2 separate regions of the Mus musculus genome follow, and region 1 is linked to region 2. A link is a loop called in an ENCODE intact Hi-C map of the cell type or tissue named here. Cell type or tissue: left cerebral cortex. All regions are shown on one strand. Links, peaks and the distances in the headings refer to the core of each region. The heading gives the core; the rest is flanking DNA. Region 1 has its middle 59 kb from the start of Gm30791. Region 2 has its middle 110 kb from the start of Gm30791.

Evidence for each region. Peaks named below come from ENCODE experiments on the same cell type or tissue, not always from the same donor. Only the 100,000 strongest peaks of a DNase experiment are listed, where the experiment ranks them.
Region 1: it touches region 2 in a loop (1.9-fold over the local background); 2 of 42 quality-filtered maps call a loop at or near these places.

Annotation. Positions count from the first base shown.
Region 1 is chr9:27,455,676-27,464,044 of GRCm38, forward strand. No RefSeq gene overlaps it. Among named protein-coding and RNA genes, the nearest start is that of Gm30791, 59 kb to the right of the region's middle. In left cerebral cortex, for the core only: a CTCF peak has its summit at 3,194; no DNase peak of the experiment used is centred there.
Region 2 is chr9:27,628,463-27,636,831 of GRCm38, forward strand. No RefSeq gene overlaps it. Among named protein-coding and RNA genes, the nearest start is that of Gm30791, 110 kb to the left of the region's middle. In left cerebral cortex, for the core only: no CTCF peak of the experiment used is centred there; DNase peaks (open chromatin) are centred at 4,410, 6,655 and 7,604.

The DNA.
Region 1 (8,369 bases), core at 44-8,043, 170 kb before region 2:
TTTCTGATAACAGCCCTTCTGACAGGTGGAGGGTCTCACTGTTGTTTCAAATGACCATGACCGGACTCAACTTTCTCATGTTCTAAGCATCATTCTACTCAAAAATTATGTAGAGATGCAGCAAAATGAGACTTAAAGAGATGCTTCCCTTCCCTCTTGAGGTCTTACACCGTGCCCACTGGTGATGGGGGATCAGGGGTCTGGGTTTTACAGAGGCCACTTTGGTGTAGCTTTGGAACCTTCATTGATTCAGGGTCACCGCCAAGCCTCTGTGCTCCTCTCAATATCCACAGTCAGGGTTTTCCCCTCTCCAAGTGTGATTAGGAGCAGCACGAGGTCTTAAAGCACAAAGTAGTCTCAAAACTTGTAGTTTGCTGATGAATAATATAAATGCACAAATGGATAACCTTATTTATTCTTTAGCACTAATTGAGGCAAAAATAGAATTTGGATGCCCTAGGCCCCAGACAGAATCCTTTCAGTGACTGGGAGGCCTTGCCAGTCTCCCCTGCCTTTAGTTTAATGTGTGACATACACTGGAGAGAAGGAGGTGACCCTGAACTCTTTCTTCTCGTGATGTGGTTTGGGGTGTAATTGTTCTAGAGGAAGGGTGTTCTGTTTACACATTTTCTGCTGGCTGGTAGCACTGGCAGATGTCAGATATCCCCTAGCACCCTCCATTCCATACCCAGATGCTACCACCAAGGCCCATGTCTGCTAGTCAAGCATATCCCAGCTCAGCTTTGCTGAGCTTCCCAGAGCCTTCTAAGTCATAACAAGTTTCAGCTAAACTCTGACAACAGATCAATTTTCCCCAGTCTACTTGATGGAGAAAGCATCTTGCAAACCTAAGACAGTGCAGGGATGGGTGACTGCAGTCTAGCGAAGTAAAACTCTAGGGATGTTGCACGTTCATTGTACCAAGGATTTGGAAAGATTCTCAGCAGACCACAGGTAGTTAAGCAGCCAGATCACCACGGTGATCTCTAAAGGAGGTGTTCTGAGATAAGTGACAAGCAAATACCAATGAGCCAGCTACCCAGGATCAAGCCAAACCTTCAAGCTCCACCTTCTCTGTACTGGGAGTCAGCTGCATCTTTATTATCCCACCAGCCCTCTGCAAGAAGAGGGAATGACTTTAGCTTGGGATGAAGATGATCGTCATTAAGAATGAAGAGCTTTTGAAAGCAGCTAAGAAGACTCTACTGTATCAGGATCTGAATATATGTGTCCTTCACTTGTGCTCAGCAACATATTTAAGCCAAAAGCTTCTAGCATTTTATGACAGGAAGACAGCATAGGATGGCAGAAAGACTAGTACACTTACCAGCAAAGAGCTATAAGTATTGCCTTATTTGCTGTGCTCTCTCCAGATAATTATATACCATCTCAGAGGCTTGGTTCTTTTCATCTGCAAAATGGAAATAATAATTAATGCAAACTTATGAAAGCTTGGTGAAAAATTAGAGAATGAATATAAGGATACTCTTCAAACAAAGCATTTATTCTGTAGTAGTTTTCATCTACAAGATATGCTTTCTCACGTTTCAGTGTTTCTAAAATAAATGTGTGTCTTGATATCCATGTCTTTGTTTCATTTCCTGTTGCTAGGATGAAGGGATTCTTTGGCTCACAGTATCAGGTTATAGTCCATCCTTGATGGCAGGAACTTGAGGCAGCTCGCCACATTACGTCTGTAGTCAAGGGCAGGGAGTAATAAATCAATGCCTGCCTGCTGGTGCTCAGGGACCTCTTCTCGTCATTGCAATCCAAAGCCCAAGACCCAAAATGGTGCTACTCACATTCAAGGTGGTCTTCTAGCTTCATTCGACACAGTAAAGAAAATCTATCCAAGGCATGCCCAGGGGCCAAGTTAATCTAGTCAGTCCCTAATTGAGACTCCCTTTCCTTGGTGACTCTAGATTGTGGCTAGCTGACAATTGAAGCAAAAATATTACCATATATAAATTGTATATAATATTCAATATGATCATGTTTTCCTTTTCCCCCAGGAAAGCTATTAGATGAATAATGTGTCTTACAGTCAATAGCTTCTTAGAGACATGAAAATATAATAGTTCAGATAGTCTTATGAGGCTCTGGAGATCAGTTTTACTATTTTTTTCATTTGAATATTTAAAGGCATCTGTTAACCAAGTATAGCTACCATTCATTAAGCGCATTTCATGATTTGCATCACAACAGTGCCTGATATTCATTCTCTTCTATGACACTGGCTCATTCACATTCTGGAGTGGTAAGCAGAGTATGGGGATGCTGGGGTGCGTGCAGCAGAGTGAGGTGCCCTGTGCCTGGGGTCTTCCATCCCCATGGATGGGGCTCAGAGACAAGATGGGCTCTCCCCTCTCCGTCTTTTCTATCTCTGCATGTGGCTGGCAAACTCTTAACAGACACCGAAGGAAGAACCCCAGCAAGTTTTCTCGTTATTAAAAGATAAGATTACTTAGATGCAGGCTTCTTCGAGACTGATTTTTATTAACTCCAATGTGGGCTCTTCTTTATACCTGATTGTGCCATTTTATTTCCAAATACACACACTGTATTGACAATCTTATTCCCTCATTGAATTTTCTGCAGGTTTCTGTTGTCTTTTATGAGCCTATTCCAGTGAGGGGGGAAGAAGTTAAATGGGATTTATAGCAATATATTTACCTGGCTAGGCTGTAACTATTTTTAAAATAAATAAAACTTTAAAATAACAGAAGTGAAGAAGAGCAAATATCCATGAAGGCTTTCACCCTCCCCTAGAGAGAGATAAAAAGGCATCCTACCTACAGCATGTCTCTTTCTAAGACCACATTGGTTTTCCCAAATAGCCATCATATAAATAGAGTGGCTTGTATAAGATTGTGCACTCTGTGGGTGGCCCTATAAATATTCATTAGTAAAATGTACATGCGGCCCTGATCCTTGAGCTTTGTATTCAAAGATGTGGTTTCAGCAATAAGTTCAAATTTGATGTACTTGATAGAGTCAGTGAAGGCTTGAAATCGTTATCCTGCATGCTAGCCCCTCCCAACCTTTGGAACCTGAAAAAAATAATAATAATAACAACCTTGGGCCAGAATGAAGCCAGGAAGACATGAAAATGAAGCAGTAAAGGCTGTTAGTCGCCAAGTTCAGAATTCATCTGCTGCTCTTGTTGTTGAGGGCCTCCTGGTGTTTGCAATGCAAATTTCAGCCATGCCTTAATCATGACCACTGGGAGACAATTAGGGTTAAAATATAGATTTCTAGATAATTAGAGCAAATAATAAAGAAATAAATACTGAAAACAGAGAGTGCTAATGTGGCTCATTTGGAGCAATGCTTTCTTTACAGGGACTGGAAAGGTTTTTTTTTTTTTTTTTTTTTTCCTAGCTAAAGGATGGGCTCTTTGGATGCTGGATATGCTAAATTTCAGGAAAGAGGGATCAGCATGTGCTGTCTGAGCCTTGTCTTCAGTTGAGGGCTTTTAATTCAAGGCCAAGGAATAGGCTCGCTTGCTTTCTGTTTTCTATTGCTGTGGTTAAAAATGCAGGCACTGGACTTGGTGAACTCAAATTGAATTCTTGTCTAAGCCAATTAAATCTCAGAGCTTGGACAAATTAAATCTTTAAAGAACCAAAAGCTTAAGTTTCCTCATCTGAGTAGTTATCAAGTTCGGTGGGCTCTTGTATAGATTAATGAGACCGTATGCATAAAACACTCAATGAAACACGCACTCTCACCTGTTAGTAAAGTTCCTAACCTGCCAATCATGATGGGTCATCTTTCTCTTACTATGAACATTATAAATAGATATAAATATATGTCCATAAATATGTTTTCTGCTCAAGGTTTTGTGAGCAGAAAGAACTGCTGAAAACCAAATGTAACCTTTGACAATGATTAGACATATCACCTAATACTGTTTGGAAGTATTCTCATTTATTTTGAAGGTTACCTTTCATTTGACTTCATGGAGTTGAATGAATCCCCTTTACAATTCAAGATTCATCTTGGAAATACCCACTTATGAAGCCTTGTTTTAATCATTAGTGAAGACATCAATGTAATAAAGTAACATTTAAGAAATTAAATCATATCCTGATATATATGTATATATATACATGTATATATATAAGTTATTTATATCTGATTGAATTAAAATATGAAATTTATAACAGATGCCCTGTTATCAGATGCCAACTGGAAATAAGGTTATATTTACATATAAGCTACATATTCATATATCTATATGTGCAAATAAAAGTAATTTATCTAATAGTTTTAATCTCTGTGCCATCCATGTACTTATGCATTCATTACTACCCATTGGGCATCTTCTTTGCACAGTGCTTTTCAGTATGGGAGATGTGTGTGGATGTGTTCATAGATAAACATAGGGAGCACACATACACACACAAACACACACACACACACACACACACACACACACACACACACAAACACACACAAGTAACTGGAATCGGCAAAGGTTCCAAGTTCTTTTGAAATGATATGGATTCAGTTTCCTGTTGGATGAAAGCAGTTTTCAGTAATATTTGGAAAAGGAGTTTATAAAACATTTTCCCTTGTCTACTTGCTTAGTTCAGGTTCTAGAAATACTTTTGGTTAAGAAAGAATAAAATCTTGTAACATACAGATTTTTTTTCTGAACATGTGTAATGGTAGGGCTGAGAGTGTAGCTTAATAGTAAAGAACTTGTATGAGGGTCTGGGCTTATGCCTCCCAAAAATGAAAAACAAAACAAAACAAAACAAAACAAACCCTGATAAATTTAACAGTTAAGAACATGAAATAATAACCCAAAGTTAATAAAAGCAGGCTCCAAATAATCCAGAAAAAAATGTGTCATCATGGAGAAGGAGACAGAACCCAGGTTTCTCAGAAGCCCCTCTGTGTCCTTCGATGAGTCAGATTCTGCCAGTTTTGCAACCTGGGGATATTTTATTTTTTATTATTTTTTTTTAAGATTTATTTATTATTATACGTAAGTACACTGTAACTGTCTTCAGACATGCCAGAAGAGGGTGTCCGATCTCATTATGGGTGGTTCAGAGCCACCATGTGGTTGCTGGGATTTGAACTCGGGACCTTCAGAAGAGCAGTCGGTGCCCTTACCCGCTGAGCCATCTCACCAGCCCCCTGGGGATATTTCAAAAGGCCACATGCCTAGATCTGCAACTCAGACCATCTCAACGGGATTGCAGGCATGGAGTCTAGGAGTCTAGTCTAGTAATTAAAGGCCTGTCCAGGTGATTGCAGTGTTTAGTAGTAGTGGACAGGAACTGGAATGACTGGGGACATCTGGGTTTGGGCATGCTTCATCCACACTGGAGCTAGGCACAGAAGTACACTATTTTTTTTTTTTTTGCAAGAAACTGGCAAGTTCTACAAGGAGTTTCAGTGTCATGGGAGGTTAGTTGGGTTATAATTGGCTCTAATTGGCTCTCCCAGCAGCTGAAACATCCTCTGCCTACAGCCGAGTGACACTCCAAAAGGGGAACGATATGTTCCGACCTTTGAAAACATCAAAGGAGTCACTTCCAACGTGGCTCTTATAGCCCAGTGCCCTGCAGCTCAGCAGGGCTGGGGCCAAGCCCAGCACAGCTGATAGGAAACAGCTTTTTTTTCCCCCATCAGAGCGAATGTACCAGCAGACTTTCAGAAAAGGGATCGGGCTGGGGAAGGAAGCAGAACCTAGACTTGTAAGTGGGCGCCTGCGCATTGACTAGGCTCATCCAGTCTGTTGGAGGTGCTAACTCTCTTTCTGATAAAACAGGACTCTGCACATACAGATTCTAATGTAGGTGAGTGACACAATACATGAAATGATTTAATAATTATTACACGCTAATCAATCAGCCTGGGGCTATTAAGATGACTTGTAAGGTATATAAGGTCGTTTTACTCACACGTACAATTACTGCTTTTATCTAACAGGAAACAGAACCAGTTCTTGTTTAAATAAGCCCCGTGTTCACTTCTTTGTCCTCCTCCTCTTCCTTTTCCTCCTCCACCTCTTCCCTGCTACTTGTACACAGCTCAGTGTGAACAGAATTTCTTGCTTCTCTAACACAGTGCTTCATAATATAGGCATTAAAATATTTTCAAATATTATTGAATGCATTGTAGGGATTAAACTATTTTCCAATATTATTTGCACATTGTGGCAAAGCAAAGAGTTGTTGCCTTGACTTTTAAATGACTTGGAATCCAACTCAGAATTCAAAGAGACCTGCTTTGGAGATTACAGTTGTGAACTGGATGCATTAACCACACGTGATCTATTGCAAACCATCTTGGTGTGAGAAATGTGTAGCGCTCATAAAAGCTTTAAGTCATTGGGCTGTCACCTGTCCCTGTGGCATCTTAGAATAGAGGTTAACAAAAGGCTTTCTCCATTAAGGAGATTGGGAGAGATTGATTCTAATGTGGGCCAAGCTTGGTTAGAACTTGAGTGCATCCTACAAGTGTAGCACATTTTGAGTAGGAGAATAGAAGGGCTTATCCACGTGGGTAGTGACCAGAGAATATGGGTTCAGGAGGTTAGTAGGGCATATCTCAGGAGTAAAAAGGAGAACTTTATGCTGGGATTGAGCTTTGAGTGGATGGGAATAGAGCAAGGGATAGCCAGGAACGGAGGTTTGATTGTGCTGGGGTGGTCGCGGATGCTCACATCTTTAAGTCTAAAATACATCACAGAGAGGGTTGGAACAGCAAATTCAAGGTTGGATAGACTTTCCTCAAATCCTATCCTAGCCTCATGTTCACTGCTATTTCCTGGGCAGTGTCTTAGTTTGGGTTCCATTGCTACAAAGAGACTCTTATAAAGGAAACTCTTATACATTTTATAGGGGCTGGCTTATAGTTCAGAGTACATTATTATCATGGCAGGAAACATGGCATCATGCAGGCAGACATGGTGCTGGAGAAGGAGCTGAGAATGCTACATCTGGATCTACAGGCAACTCGATGAGAATGTTACCCTGGGTGGGCCTTGAACACCTGAGGCCTCAAAGCAAGCCCAATTCCTAGTAACACACTTCTTCCAACAAAGCCACACCTATTCCAACAAGGCCATGCTTCCAAATAGTGCCACTCCCTATGTACCTATGGTGGTCATTTTTAGCTAATTAACTAAGTTACTTTACATCCTGACTGCAGCTTCTCCCCTCCCCTCCCCCATCCACCTCTCCTTTTTTTTTTTTTTCCTCCACAGAAAAGGGGAGGCTTCCCCTGAATATCAAGCCACCTTGGCGTATCAAGTTGCAGTAGGGACTAAGCACATCACCTCTTTACCTTTTGAGGCTAGACAAGTCAGCCCAGCTAGGGGATAGGGATCCAAAGACAGGCAACAGAGTCAGAGACAGTCCCTGCTCCTCCTTTTCGGAATCCCACATGAAGACCAAGCTCCGGAGGATCTACGTCCATACCATGCATGCTCTCTGTTTGGAGGTTCAGTCTCTTGTGGGTCCCTATGAGTCCAAGTTAGTTGATTCTGTATTTTGTGGTGTCCTTGACCCCTCCGGTTCCTTCAATACTTCCTCCCCCTCTTCCCCAGGATTTCCCAAGCTCTGCATAATGTTTGGCTGTAGGTCTGTGCATCTGTTTCCACCAGTTGCTGGGTGAAGCTTCTCGTGTGAGTTATGCTAGGCTCCTGTCTGCACGTATAGCAGAATACCATTAATAGTGTCATAGGTAGACTCCCTCTCATGGCTTAGGTCTCAAGTTATATCAGTCATTGGTTGGCCAATTCCCCGATTTCTACTTCATCTTTAATCCTGTACGTCTTGTAGGCAAGACAAATTGTGGGTCAAAAGTTTTGTGGCTGAGTTAGTGTCCCCAATCCTTCCATTGGAAGTCTTGCCTGGTTACAAGAGATGGTCATTTCAGTTCCATATCCCCAGTTGCTAGGTGTCTTAGCTAGGGTCACCCTCATAGATTTCTGGGAATTTCCATTATCCTAGGTTTCTAGTTCTCCCCAGAGATGCCTCCCCACCAACCAATTCCAGTTCTCTTTCCCAGTACTCTTTCCCTACACTTGATCCCTCCTGTTTCTCTCCATCCCCCACCCAGGCCCTTTCTTCTATCTGTCTTTGATATCTATTCTATTTCCCCATCTCAGGGAAATTCAAGCATCCTCCCCTGGACCCTCCTTGTTACCTAGATTTTTTGGATCTATGGATCCTAGCATGGTTATCCTGTACTTTATGACTAATATCCATTCATAAGTGAGTACATACCATGTTTGTCTCTCCAGGTTCCCTCACTCAGGATGATATTTTCTAGTTCCATCCATTTGCCTGCAAATTTAGTGATGTCATTGTTTTTAATAGCTGAGTGATATTCCATTGTGTAAA
Region 2 (8,369 bases), core at 155-8,154:
GATCTTACAGCTTTAGATCTGTAGGACCAGCCCCTTCATGTGCTCTGGCAGTTCATAGATGAGGTACATGCTACAGTGGACCAACGCAGAGCTCTTGATCTGGTCCTGGGTGGTAGCTAAGCTGGTTATCCTACTAGCTCTCCCACACTTACACCAGCAGTGCAAACTCTCCAACACTGACCTGACTAGCTCACCCAATGCTGCAGTCATCAGGGAATAGAGCAACCCCCACTCTAATGACCTCAGGGGCTGGCTCTCCTGCCTGGTATAGATGGTGAGGGTTGAGGGCTGTTGGGTGGGGTGCAGAGCATCTATCCCTAGCTCATGTCACCATGAAGACAAGTGGCAAGGTGATCTCTCTTCTACACTCATGCCTTCTGTGTGGCTCACCCACAACTCTGCAACCATGGCCAGCTCTACTGTGCTGACCCAGCAAGGTGAAGAACCCACTCTCCTGGGTGCTGTACCTGCCATAGGTGGTGAGGGGCAAGGGGGTAGGGGGTTGGCATTTGTGGCATTTTTGAAGTGGGGGAGGAGGTGTAAACTGAATGCCGATGTTGCTAATCTGGGAATTTTTAGTACTCAAACGTTGCTGCTTCTTCCAGGAAGCTCCACGCTTCCTCCTTTCACAGACTATGTCACTTCAAATGGAAAGCAGTAGGTGACACAAGCCACTTTTCTTCTTGCTTCCTTTTTTCTTGCACATTCATCGAGAGAGCAGATATACTTATTTTAGTTTGAAGGAGCTTCCTGTTGGAGCCTAAAGGGTAGAGGTCAAGGTGATGGTTTTTGAAGGGATGCTAGGATCCTGTATTACTTCATTATGACTACAGCAACTAAACAGAATGATACATGACAAAAGAGGCCAGGTAAAGCTGACCCCTGGCTGCCATCAACAATGCTGTGACAATCACATCAACAATAGTGCTGTCAATAGTGTCAGATCATGGCCATGTATCCTGGGACACAGGGCATGCAGTGTGAGACCGAGAGCACAGGCTATCATGAGCAGAATTCTGACCTATGAAAGTTGTTATCTTTCTCTTGCCCCAACTTTCCCAACTTGGCAATGGGAGAATAGCACTCATCTCAAAGATCTGTTAGAGGAAATGAGATCTGCAGGAAAAGTTTAGAAGAGTCCAGGCCATATGGAAAACAGCATGTGTGCCTCCTTGGTACTCAAACGTATGTCTATGTACACACTACAGAACATAGTCCTCACCAGACAGAAAATACCCACAATGACAACTTCCCACCTAAACCCATTCATCACTTGCTTGAAAAGAAAGCTCTAGGATTCCATTAGGATTCCATTTATAAGTGGGTTTGATGACTTTCTTTTAAATCCCCTTTTGCAGAGTAGGTAGATACTGTAGACAGAACTCTGGAAATGGTAAAGGGCTCTTTAAAGTGAATACAGTGCAGATGCCCCAATCCCTAGAGAGATGCAGACATACTCATGTCTAGGAACTAGCTAACCGTCAGTTAAACTGAGGCCATATTTGTCTGAATTAGGCAGGTATCTCAAAGAAGTGCTTTTTAAAGACTTATCTTAGAATCAAGCATATATATATATATGTGTGTGTATATATACATACATATATGTGTGTGTGTGTGTGTGTGTGTGTGTGTGTGTGTGCAATCCTGTGCACATGATTGTGAGTGCAGATGCCTGTGGAGGCCAACAGCATTGATGATGTCCTGGAGCTGAAGTGACAGGTGGTTGTGAGTGGCCTTACGTGGGTCCTGGGAGTTGAACTCGGCTTCTCCAGAAGAATAGCAAAGTACTGTTAAACACAGAGCCATTTGTTCACCCCCTAAAAAGTGCTTTTAAAAGGAAATAAATGCAAAAAAAAAAAAAAAAGAAATGAAAGGTAAAATGATCAGAAGGTCTGAAATTGTCATTTTCAAATAATATGATCATATGCAAAGACAAGTCAAAAGAATCAAGCCACGTTGTGGAGGAGGCTGGAGACACCTTCAGAAACAACGTGGTCATCAAGAGACTGCATGTCTCCTATGATGGCATTGACAAACTAGAATATTTAAACAGTCTAAAGAGCCATCTATAACACCAGAAACCTAAAACAAAGTATGTTGTTAAGCTAAGGAGTACACTAGATATCTATAGAAAACCCTAAAAAATTATCATATCTTCTATATGGCAATAACCCAAATGTATGTTGGGTTGGATAATTTTAGACCTGAATTGGATAATTTGAAGAGGAAAATGTACTATAATACAGATGTTAATATTTTCAAATTATTCTATATTTCAGTACCTTTCCAATGGAGATACTAGCTGGATACTTTTGAAAAGGGCTTAATGTATTTATTCTAAAATTATACAAAGATAGAAAAGTCCATAGATGACTAGGTCAAGATTGAGAATGCTTTGCTTTCCTGTGAGATTTGCCAGGAAACCATGGAAGTTAAAAGAAATCATCACTAGTCTGAGAGCAGACACATAGACCAACAGAACAAAACAGAACTCCTCCAGATAGTCTCACTACATGTAGTTTTACAGGTAGGATTGAAAAGCGGCTAGGAGGTAGATATCTCGTTAGCAGGTATCATGAGATGAACATTTGCTACATGAAAATAGAACTAGACCACTCACCAAAGCTCTGAGCAACGTTGGCTTCAGCTTAATTACAGCTTGAAAAGCAAAAATTTCAAGTTATAGAAAATAACCTTAAGACATAAAAGGTACATAAAAACAAAAATTGGACTATAGTTAGGCATCATGGGTAGAATAGCTATGGACAGATTGAGAATTCAAATATATGATAATGTATATAAAATACAGATTTTTTTGAATTAAGATTAATACTTGAGCATTCTCATAGCTCTGCAAGAGAAAGGCATGAACCCTGTTTTAGAGACTTTACTGTTGCTGTGATGAAACACTGTGACCAAAGCAACTCAAGGAAGAGTTTATTTTGGCTAATGGTTTGAGAAGGAGAGCTCATATTAGGAGAGGTGGTAGCAGCTGGTGTCCAGAGCAGGAAGCTGATATCACATCTTCAACTGAAAACATGAAGCAGACAGAGAGTAAACTAGAAGCAGGGTGAGGTTATAAACCCTGGAAGCCTGTCTCCGTGGTGTACTTTCTTTAGCAAGACCATACCTCCTGAAGGTTCTCTATCTTTCCCAAATGCTATCATCAGCAGGAGACCAAGTGTTCAAATACCCCAGCCTATGGGGACCGTTGCTCATTCTAACCACCATAAACACTAGTATACACACAGGTTATAAGCCGCAAATTTACATCAGATGGAGCTCAATGAAGCCCAACAAGCAATAGCAATGAAAGGACAGCTAGAAATGGATTAAAGTATCAAAATAAGCTACTACATCATAATTTGCAGTAATTTGAGTTCTATATGAGTGGTGAAGAGTGGAAGTCCACAAACTTTCATGTTTAGAGCATAGGCCAAGCTGTCTGTTTCTAAGAGCAATTTGCCAGTATAAGCTTCTATCAAGCTTCTGCATGCACGCGCACACACACACACACACACACACACACACACACACACAAACACACACCATGGTTAGTCAGTTCCCCCTTGGCATGTATATTCCAGAAGTTTCCCCAGGGCCATGTGGACACATGGCTAAGGATGTTTATCACAGCCCTGTTCATGACAGTGGGAAAAAAGGGAGAAAACCTGAAGGTCCCGATGGAGAAATGGTTAAATAAAGCATGATGGAACCACAACTGTGACCTACAGCAGCACATTTAGAAGCAACAACACAGATCTGCCTTGCACAGCATGGTTGGACAGCGTTTTAGGTAAAAAGAAACCTAGTACAGTCTGACATACAATATAGAGGGAGTGAGGACAGACACATATAAACAAGTCAAGCCATATGTTTTAAAGAGTATGTACAAAGATTTGTATGTATACATATGCACATCTCTACGGGTCTTTATCTATATTGTATATCAATATGTATGCATGTACATGTCTATATTGTAGAGCTGCCATTATCCTTCTCTCTCACACATATGCTAATGGCTGCCCATTGCAGGGCTAGTAAAGGAACAATGACAGATGGCAAACAGAGGAACCCATGGTCAGACTTCAGATGAGTACAGGTCATGTAACCAGAGGACAACTTTCCCCCTTTCTCTTTCTCCTGCCTCTCCTTTTCCTTACCTCCGCCCTCCCAGCCTCTCCTCTAGCCTCACCACACTCCCAATAAGGACCATCTACCAAGACCACCTTATAAGCAACACTCGGGCTCACGGGATGAGTTTGTTTCCCTGAGTTCCCCCCACACTGGGGTTGATGTCACTTTATTTCTGGCACAGAGCCAATTTCCCACAAGTGGAATATCAAGGCATCCCTCTTCACCGGAGCAATTGGGAATTTCATTTAGTTTCATTATGATAAAACTTCACTCAGCCTGAGTGCATGATAAGCAGCTCTATTGCATTTTCCATATCCACGCATCTAAGAAAAAGGCAAGTCGGGCTCCAAATGTATGCAGATGCTAGAATTCTAAGATGAAAAATAGTGTGTGGAGTGGGTGGGGGGGGGGGGTGTATGCTGCTCAGAAGTCTCGGATGCTAAATAACAGCAGCAAGTATTCAAAAACTATTTCTAGATTTTTTTTTCAGAAAAATCTTTAACTTCATCAAGGGATAAATCAATTTGCAGGTGCTATTGACAGCTATTTAAGTGAGAGGATGGAGCATCTTGATTGGGAAAAGTAAACTAAGGGAGAGAGCTAAATAACCCGTTACAAGTGCACATTCCAGTCTATTTTCATAGGCTTGGTATTCTTATTATTCTCTCTAGGGAGTTAATTATTGGAGGGTACTACTTTTTCCATCGGACTTCATCTGTTAATATCCTCAAATTTACCAACAAGGAGAACAGATAAGAACATATATGGAGGCAAGTCGTTCTTCAGCCTTCCCAGGAACCAGCATCTGTTGTCCCTCTTTATGCCCAGGTACCTGCTGATAACGAGCATTAAATAATTATTTATGTACATTGAAATAAAAGGGTAATTGAGCTCAAAGGTTAATGGACTTCCACATTAGCAAATTCTTCCTCCCCAAAGCATTTCCTATGGAAGTGATTTGTACTCATTATTTTTTATAGTCTCATTCACTCTTCCTCAAATCCTTCACCTGGCTCCTATTCCAGGCCAGGGATAGGCTGGACATTGCTGTGTTTGCCTCTAGCTTGCTTGCTTATGGCAGGGACTCTTAACTAGAAGAATGCAGGAAAGGTGAGTTGGAAGCCAACTCTAGAGTGCTCAATGGTTCCTTCTTTAGTTCCACTGGAGTCTATTTTTCTCTGAAGACTCTCTCTCTCTCTCTCTCTCTCTCTCTCTCTCTCTCTCTCTCTCTCTCTCTCTCTCTCTCTCTCTCCTGTATAAAATGGGTGTTGTTTTAAGGCTTTATGTGCAGTTGTCATCACCTTCTGAGGCCAAGGGAAAGAGTCAGCTCACTTCCCTCAGGAGCTAAACAACAGCTAGTCAAAACTGCTTCCAAACTTTCAGAAATCCTTAACTTTATGACACTTCTTAGACTACAGGAGACACCCGTGTCATGAGTTTTAGCGTCTAGGTTTTCTACTGTCGTAGTAATTATTAACCCATTTCATAATTAAGTTGAAACTTGGAGAGCTTGATTAAAGAGCCCAGAGGCTGCGTTACAGGCATGTAAAGGAAACATGCATCATGCCATGGAACATCGTAAGTGGACTCAGAAGTTTCCCAAATGAAGCCTCATTTCCTTAGATGCCACTCTGAAGACCCAGGGAACCGCCTGGTTAGGATCTGCTTCAGTACACAGATGGAGCACAGTGGGTTCCAAAGTCAGTCATCTCATGTTCTGGAAAGAGAGAGGTCTTGGGAAGGGAAGACAAAGAAGGCTGGGGTGAAGAAAGAACAGAGCACACAGAAGTGAAGCTATTAAAGAAGGGAACAGAGATGATCATTATGAACAGGCCTTCAGAAATGATGAGTGCTGATCTGAACAGTGTAGCTAATGAATGTGTGCAGAGCAAGCTGGCACACAGGGAAGGGGGAGTCCTAGCCCCCTTATCTTCCTCTGTCTGTTTGAATGTAAACTCCAATTCCCCGCTTTCCTTCCCTTTATATCCACTGGAAGGAATTTTAGGGAGGAAACTTGCTTCATTTCCCAAGTTTTCAAAAGGTGGGTTGATTGCAATTTAACCCTTTAATTGTACCTTCCAGAAGTTGCCTTAGTTTGTTTCATTAAAATTGGTAATAGCAATGGAGAATTCTGTATCCCCTCCTCCCTTATGCCTCCTCTTAACCAAAAGCTCTCTTGTATGTAGAACACCTCTTGTAAACTACATTTTGATGAAATTAGAGGCATCCATATTAATGCCACTTGTTTTCTGAAATCTCCCAGAGAATGGTCTTGAGATGCAATGTTGTGGGTTCTGTCAAACTCACATGTCAGGGAGGAATGCCTGAGAGCTTAAGTTATTATGTGAATAGTCCCCGCACTCGTCCCCCTACCACTTGTACACACTTTAGAGTCGTGCTTAGAGTCTGCTAAACCATCCACAGTGCCACTCTGTCAGGAATCCTGCCTGTATCCTTGGCTCATGATTGCTGATTGAAGTGTGTGGCATATGTCCCCTATATATAGAAATGCACACATCTATACACGGCTCTGTGGCTACAGATAAGCACACTGGCACTCCCACATGTGAATCTCTGCAAAAAATTTTTTTCTTGACTCTTTCCTCCAACCCAATGATTTCCTAACGATCTGTTACCCATGTAAGACAGATTGCTTTTCATGGTTCAGCAGTCCCTGCGCAGACATTCATTTTAATCAATAGAGCAGTCAAAAGAAAGAATAGATTTACTTGTTTTTTTCTTTCTTTACATTTAATTGAAAATTTTCAAATGATTTCCAACTTGTGTGGGTTTCAAAGTTTTTAGGAAGTCCTTACAGGTAGGTAGGTACATGAGGACAAAAGGAGCTTAAAATGCCCTCCTTGATCAGCAACTACTTGCTCAGTGCCAGGCTGGAGTAGGGTGCCAGAACCTTCTGCACCCTCTCCGTTTCCTCATTCCTCACTGCGCAAAGCTCCCAACACTCACGTACATCCATTGGTTTCAGTGTCACCAACCACAAGGCTATGACACAGCCGGTTTCCCACCTCCACTCCAATCCTGACCTTTGAAACTTCTTTCGAAGGAGGAGCCTAACCATGCTACTTCCTTGACCACTGTGTGACTTTGAAGTAGTAATTGAGCCTGTACGATTTGGTTTGCTACTCTGTAAGATGTAGATAAGTGGAAATGCGTCAGCAGAGCTCACAAAGTTCTTGTCCCCCAATGGATCAGCTAGTCTTAGAACTTGCCTCACCATTTCATGGCACTCAAAGGAATTCAGAACCTCCCCGTCCCTGTTCTCCATGCGTATTTGCTGGCCTTGTGACGCCTAATGGCATTCATGTGGTAAACTCTATTATTTTGCCATTATGCCTCCTCTTTCTACCCTCTACCTGGTGCAGAGCTATGCATCCAGTATGAATAAACATGGAAAGCAATGTTATGCTGGATATAGCTTGGTGGAAACAATAACACCTAGAAGTCAGTCTTTGGGTCAAAATTTGATCCTGCTAGAAAAACTCCCCTTAAACTTACCCCACTGGTTGGTGATGAGCTGACATCCCAAGGCCTCCAGATCCTTGCAGACATATTAAAAGAGAAAAGTAAACTGTGAGTCAATCTTAGAATGTTTTTTGGCACACTTCTGGATTTCTCTTCATGCATTTAAAATGTGTTTATTATTTCATTGCACAATGTACTCTCATGAATTTTATCTCATGGGATTATATTGGGATTATGCATATTATCATTCTCATTTCATAGAGGGAGAAACTGAAGTGTTAGGGTGATAGTTTGAATATGCTTGGCCCATGGGAAGTGGCAATATTAGGAGGTGTGGCCTTGTTGGAATAGGTGTGGCCTTGTTGGAGAAAGTGTGTCACTCTGGAGGGTGAGCTTTGAGGTCTTGAGTGCTCAAGCTCCACTCAGTGTTGAAGAGACCCTTCTCCTGGCTGTCTGTAGAAGAAAGTCTCCTTCTGGCTGCCTTCTGATCAAGATGTAAAAGTCTCAGCTCCTCCAGCACCAGGTCTGCCTGTCCACTGCCATGCTTTCTATAATGATGATAATGGACTCAACCTCTGAACTGTATGTAAGCCAGGCTCAATTAAATGTTCGCCTTTATAAGAGTTGCTTCGGTCATGGTGTCTCTTCATAGCAATAAAAGCCTAAGATACATCCCAACTACTTTGCATGAGGTATCACAAGGGAGACTATGCTTTTAATCTTTATTATTTTTCCTGAGCATTTCATGT